2 separate regions of the Mus musculus genome follow, and region 1 is linked to region 2. Evidence: chromatin contacts called from ENCODE Hi-C or POLR2A ChIA-PET data. All regions are on one chromosome and are shown on one strand. The core of a region is the stretch at or near the end of the contact, and the rest is flanking DNA. Distances in the headings are between cores, read along the strand shown.

Evidence for each region. Hi-C counts contacts between places; a loop is a spot of excess contacts on that map. ChIA-PET counts read pairs that join two places held with the same protein, here RNA polymerase II (POLR2A).
Region 1: a map of heart shows a loop between it and region 2 (3-fold over the local background). The contact joins the promoter of Lats1 here to the promoter of Katna1 in region 2. A Hi-C loop is called at or near these places in 5 of 37 maps with a recorded cell type or tissue (T-helper 17 cell, heart, regulatory T cell and 1 more). POLR2A ChIA-PET finds 5 or more read pairs at or near these places in 4 of 5 experiments (Patski and embryonic stem cell).

Annotation. Positions count from the first base shown.
Region 1 is chr10:7,679,941-7,683,185 of GRCm38, forward strand. It overlaps Lats1 (large tumor suppressor), which reads left to right and starts at 1,269. Exons shown (of 8, transcript NM_010690.1): 1 at 1,269-1,510. It also overlaps a transcript of Pcmt1 not described here.
Region 2 is chr10:7,724,698-7,728,201 of GRCm38, forward strand. It overlaps Katna1 (katanin p60 (ATPase-containing) subunit A1), which reads left to right and starts at 1,303. Exons shown (of 11, transcript NM_011835.2): 1 at 1,303-1,426.

The DNA.
Region 1 (3,245 bases), core at 19-2,518, 45 kb before region 2:
GCTTAAAATATTTTTAATGGTTCAAATTAGCAGACATAGTCCATTGAATTACACGTCTTAAAATTGTACCTACCTACCAAAGCACAAGGTAGGGACCTTGATTTGTAGGACGATCCCAACAGCATAGTGGGGCTGAAGCCACATTAGGGATTTTTACTATGACGACAGAGCTAAAGCAGTGGCAGCGACTACATTAAAATATTCCCTTGTCATCTAAATTTGACCATCTGAGGTTTTCATAGTTGAACTTTTGGATACAGTACCTCAGAAAAAAGCAGAACTGGGCTTCATGGAGCAGGCTTGTTATCTCAGCTACCTTTAAGACTGAGGCTGAAGGATCACAAGTTCAAAGCCAGTCCGGATAACAGTGAGGCCCAGTCTCAATGAAAACTATAAAATGTTCTGAGGATATAGCTCAGTGGTAGAGCACTGGCATAGCATGGTTCAATTCCTGGTTACACTGGGATGTCAACGTTTTTACTTTTTTGGTCTAACACAAAATAGAGTATCTGAAAAAAAAAATAATTGCATGTATTACCTACCAGCAAAACTGGGGACTGTGTTCATATTTACAGGTGATAGACAGCCCAGTGTTGGTTGGCACCATTTAGATTCTCAGCACTAGGAAAGGTGGAGTGGGGTAGGAGAATGGGAGTTTTGGCACACACGCTGCGGCCTAGAGATCCTCTACGTGGACCTAATCCCCCGCAAAAGAGAACAATGCATTAAAAGACCAAAGTCAGTGATGCATCCCGAACAGCAGATTCAATTTCAAGAGAAACAGAACTTCTGACAGCGGCCCCGTTACTCGTTATGGCTACAATGACCTCTCCTGCAGATCCGCTGGACCGAACTCTGCAAATCCACAGGTCCAGTTTCAAGAACACTCCATCTGGCTAGTTCCAAAACCACATTCGCTCCCAGCTCTGGAAGACTCGAGTTTTATTCAAGCTCTAGACATCTTGCCTCGTGACGTCCGCGGTCTCGGAGCGCCGTTCACCGCCCTTTCCTGGTGCGACCCACGCTCGCCGCGACGCGCCCGCGTCTCCGTGCGGAGCCAGAACGTGGTGGTACAGACTCCACTCTCTGGGCCACACTCACCCCGGCTCGGGGAAGCGGGCGAGCGAGTCTCGGTCGGGAGGCCACAAACGGAGCGCTAGCTCCGGGGCCCAGCGGGGCGGCCTGAAGCCCCCAGTCCTCGGCCCCCGCGCAAGCGACGCCGGGAAATGCCCACATCCGGGAAACCCGCGGCGGACGGCGGCGGCGGCGACACGGAGTGGAAGGCAAAATGGCGGCGGCAGCGATGGCCTGGTGCTGAGGGGAGAGCCAGGTCCTCGCGACCCCGCGTCGGGCCGCGCTGGCCGGCCGCAGCCCCCCGGCGTGTGTCCCCGCCCTGCCCCATCCCGAACCCGGAGCGACGCTAGGGGCCCTGGGGGACGGGCTCCGGGCCGCCGCGGCGCCGGCCCTCGGGCCCGCAGCGGCTGTCCAGAAGCCTCACCGTCCCCTGCAGGTAGGTCCGGAGCCGGCGCCGCGGGTGGGGCTCGCGCTCCTCGGGAGTCCCTGTCGGCGGGGCGGTGGCCGGCCGGGCCCACGCCCATCCCCGCTGGCGGGGGTCCAGGGGCCGCGGTGGCCAGGCGGGCTGAGCCGGCCGGGTCTGGGCCTGACTGGGGCTGATTGCGCTGACCGGAGCCGAGCCCTGCCCTGGGGAAGCGGAGGTTGGCCGCACCCGGCGCCGCAGGGAGAGCCCGGGGGCACTGAGGCCTCCGAGGTGCGAGCTGGCCTGGGAAGAGCGGGCGGGGGCTCGGGACGACAGCCACCCCTCCCCGCTTTAGAGGGGAGAGGAGCGAAAGGTGGTTTTTTTCACGCAAGGTTGCACCAAACCGGCCTCACTTCTTTGGCCTCGCAGCGGGCCTCCCGTCGGGGTCCACCTTTGAAGCAGTCCTGGGAACCTCTCCAGCTCGCTGCAATTTGTTAGCTCACCGCTTAGTGGCAGGGGGTGGGAGAGACGTGTCACTTGTTCGGGTGCTTTTTAAGTACTGGAAAACGAAGGAAAGACAGTAAGGGAAGATTGTTTATTGTACCTGGGGAAAAAAGTCGAAGCGAAGGAAAGAATAACTCTCCGATGACTTATCCCAATTCTCCCACTAATGCAGTTGGAAAATCACTTTTCTAAGGGAACGAGGTTAAAATATTTGTCTCCATTTGTAAATATGACTTTTTAAAATATGTGTATTCACTAGAAGTTACAAGTCAGATGAGCAGTAAGTACAGTCTCACACAATATGGTATCACTCAAGGTTTGGAAATTAGCCCAAATGCCTGGCATGAAGGTTGTCAGAAGTTTATGGATTATTTATTGAAGGTTATTATACTTTTCTTAAGACAGGGTCTCACAATGTATTCCTTAGCCTGGGACTCAATATGTAGACCATGCTGACCTGGAACTCAAAAAGATCTGCCCGCCTCTGGGGTTGGGCTGTGAGCCACCATGCCCCGCTAATGTTAAGGTTTTTAGTCCTTTAAAATCAAATTTTCTCCATGAGGTATGACTCTCTTCTAAGATATCTTTAGTTTTTATTACCTTAACTAAAGTTTTCTCTTACCTAGTGAGTAGTCAGGTAGGTAATATGGTTGAGGTGATTCTCCAAGGCAGGCAGGCAGGCAGACAGGCAGGCAGGCGAGGAATCTGTGTTTCTCTTATAGGCTGTTATTGCAATAAACTAGATAGTGGCACAGGCTGGAAAAGGCGCTCTCTTTCTGTGCCTGATTATTGATTATGACTTGAGACTCTTCACAGAAGTCTTTTTTTTCTCCTAAACTGTGTGTATGATATTTGGCTTTATTTTCATCATTTAAGTTTCTGTTTTTCATGCTAGTCTTTGTTCTATATACATATAATCTTGAGAGGTTCCTACTGTGATTATTAATTTCATTTAGATGTGATATTTACATGACTTTTGTATATCACAAAAGTTTAGTGATACATACTATCAAGTAGAAATGACAATTATTCAGTATCAATATAAAAATGTAAGTGATAGTTTCCATTTGTTCTTCTCATACTGAGCACTGTATGTGGGTAGGGCCTTATAGATGGGTGGTAAGGAAGCCCTCTACCCACCCTTTTTTCTTTGAGACAGATCTCACTAAGTTGCCATTTCACTCAGCAGTTTTCACTTTGTTACTTGTTCTTGAGACAGGGTCTTTGTGGCCCAGGCTGGCCTAGGATTTCCTTTGTACCTGAG
Region 2 (3,504 bases), core at 53-2,552:
CAGGTATGTGGGAGTAGGTGGATGGGTGGAGGAACATCCTCATAGAAGCAGGGGGAGGGAGGATGGGATAGGGGGTTTCCTGGGGGCCAGGGTGGGAAAGGGGATAACATTTGAATTGTAAGTAAAGAAAATATCTGGATGGCTCAGCGGTTAAGAGCACCGACTGCTCTTCCAGAGACCTTGAGTTCAATTCCCAGCAACCACATGGTGGCTCACAACCACCTGTAATGGGATCTGATGCTCTCTTCTGGTGTGTCAGAAGACAGTTACAGTGTACTCATATACATATAATAAATAATTCTTAAAAGAAAAGAAAATATCCAAGGAAAAAACAACAACAAAACATCACTGAGGTATAATTTACATAAACTCAAATTACAACTTTCATTTCATGTGTAAAACTGTACACCTGGGAAGACATCTCCACTACAGAACATCATTCCCAACTCCTAACTAACTCCCACCCGGATACTTCTGATTAGTTACTACAGATTCATCCTGTAGGTTCTAGGATTTCCTATATATTTAAGTATACCATATACATTCATTTTGCACCTTTGAGAAGCTTTTAAATTATAATCCGGTTTTATAAATTAACAGGCCTTTGCATTTGTATAGATTATAAATCCATCTCTTGGAGTAATTGATCTATATCTCTCTAAGTGGTCTTTTTTATTCTTGCTGATGTGCTGATTATAGTTTTCTGTGCTCTGTGACACTAACGTTCACATCTACTAGAGCAGAAAATATATTTTCTATTTTTGGTGAAAAATTTAGAAGACTTTAAACCCTGTAAAACATTATTTCATATATGCAGTGGCTTGCCTGCATGCATGTATGTGTACCAGTTTGTGCCCTGTGTTTTGTGATATAGGAAGAGGGTGATGGATCACCTGGAATTGGAAATAAAATCTCACCCCTTAGCATGTCTTGAGAGTATTCGCGTTACCCTGACACATGGGTCCCAGGCTTCATAATCCTAAGTACCGGGCTCTAAAGCAAGATTTGTCATAAACGAATTGCTTGAGCACTGACACTCACCTGTAAGAGAGCCCCTGACCTCCTAACCTCAGAGCAGCTTAGTGTAAATCTCCTGCTAAGGCAGAGTGAAGAAGCCCTGGGAAGAGATAATGGTCCACAGAGTAAGTACTGAAGTAGGCGGGGTATTGCCAAGTCCTTCGCCCCGCCTACTTTCCTTCCCCACGCCTACTCCCATTTCCTAGCCGCGGCGCACAGTGCGCAGAAGCACCCCGAGCTCGGCCACGCCCCTCCGCAGGTTCCGCCTGCGCGCGCACGCCCGTAGAGCACGCACTTCCGGGGCGTGTCCCCGCCGGTGCGGGAACTATCCTTTTAAGAGGGGCTTTCCCGGTTTCATTTCAACTTGGTCCCGACCCGGAGCTGCGGCGGGTAGCCTGGGCTGCGCTAGGTGAGTGCTCGGGCCTCCAGGCTCCCTGTTCCGCCCCCGCGACACCCGACCAGGGAACGCGTTCGAAGCTTTCACGCCCCCATCCCGAAACTTCCGCCTTGTAAAATCCCCAGAGCCTGGAGGTTGGGGTTCAGCTTCTTTTCGTACAGTTTGTTAGGTTGGAGTTGTACTGCTTTCTGGTGGCTTACTTCTTTCTGTTGTTTCTCCTTTGTGTTGGCCTTTGTTTTTAGTTTTAGATTTATTGCTATTGTTGAGTATGGTGTAGATGTGGGCGCGTGAGTGGAGGTCAGAGGACAACTCTCTGGGGTCGCTTCCCTCCATCCGCCTTTACGAGGGTCCCAGAGTTGAACTCGGGTAGCCCGGCATGCTGGGCAAATGCCTCTACCTGCTGAGCCCCCTCACCGGCGTTTGTTGTTTTGTTTTTGTTGCTTTTAAAGGTGATAATATTGACGTTCTTTCTCTCTCTCCCTGGCTGTTCTGGATCTCGCTCTGTAGACCCGACTAGCCTTCCTTTACCTCCTGGCGCTGGGATTAAAGGTGTGTGCAACCACGCCACTCTTGGGGTTAGTTTCTTAATCTGAGAGCCTAGTGTTCTCATGAAAGCTTTTGGCTTTTTTGATTTGGCGCTGTGGAGAAAATTTATCCCAGGAAGCATTTGTTTCATTCAGTATGTGGGTTCAGTGGCATACAAACGAAAACTTGTCTTTCTTTCTTTCCTTTCCTTTCTTCTTTCTCTTTTTTCTCTTCTCTTTTCTTCTCCCTCTCTTCTCCCTCTCTTCTCCCTCTCCTCTCCCTCTCCTCTCTCCCTCCCCCTCCCCTCCCCCTCCTCTCCTCTTTCTTTTCTTTCCTTTCCTCTCTTTCTCTTTCTCTTTCTTCTCTTTCTCTTTCTCTCTCTCTCTCTCTCTCTCTCTCTCTCTCTCTCTCTCTCTCTCTCTTTCTCTTTCTCTTTCTCTTTCTCTTTCTCTTTCTCTTTCTCTTCTTCTCTCTCCTCTCCCTCTCCTCTTTCTTCAGTGTCTCTTGTAGCCAGAGCTGGTCCTTAACTCCGGATCCTTTTGCCTCTGCCTTGTACTGCGTGTAGGCTAGGCTTGTAACTGTTGCCAGCCCTTATTTGTTTATTTATTTATAGACAGTGTCCTTTGTAGCCTAAACTGGCCTGAACTTCTGAAACTCTTGCTTCTGCCTGGTACTGGGATTACAGGCGGCTACACTTCCCCCAGTTCAAGCTTTTATTTAGTAATCATTAGTACTTTTTATGTAATTAGCTCCCAAGAGAACAGTGATGCCTGCCTGCCTTTCTTTTCTCTTTTCTTTTCTTTTCTTTTCTTTTCTTTTCTTTTCTTTTCTTTTCTTTCTTTCTTTCTTTCTTTTTTTGTTTGTTGGTTTGTTTTTTTGTTTTTCGAGACAGGGTTTCTCTGTGTAGCCCTGGCTGTCCTGGAGACCAGGACTGGCCTCGAACTCAGAAATCTGCCTGCCTCTGACTCCCAAATGCTGGGATTACAGGCATGTGCCACCACTGCCCGGCTGATGCTCGTTTTCCTTGACGGTACAAGTGTACAAGGCAGTATAGAGCAGAGGCAAGAGGATCCGATGCTGGAGTGACTGGGAAGTAAAACAAAAATAACCCTACCATATTCTTTCCACAAAACCTAAAAAGGAATTTCAAAGTCTAATTTCTTTTTGTCTTTATCATAATTCCATAATTGCTACACAGTCACTACTATTTTCTTTTAAATATTTTTTTACTCTTTGAAAATTTCATGTATTTACACCATGTATGTTGATTGTATCCCTTCAACACTACCTCCAACACCACCCCAAGTGTTTCCATCTCCCCAACTTCAGATCCTATGTTGTTTTATTAATAAATTCCCATTGTTATTAATAAGCCTTTGAGACCAGTTAGTGTTGTCTGTGTGTACATGGGTGGCCAGCCGGCCAGCGTCTGTGGCTCATAGGACTGTGACTGTTCTTGTCAGCCATTGACTGCCAATAACTAATTCCTCATATTCTAGAGGTAAATTTCCTGAAATTACTTGTGTGTCTCTAGTACATTTGAGGGTGCTTTGCCAGCCTGCGTT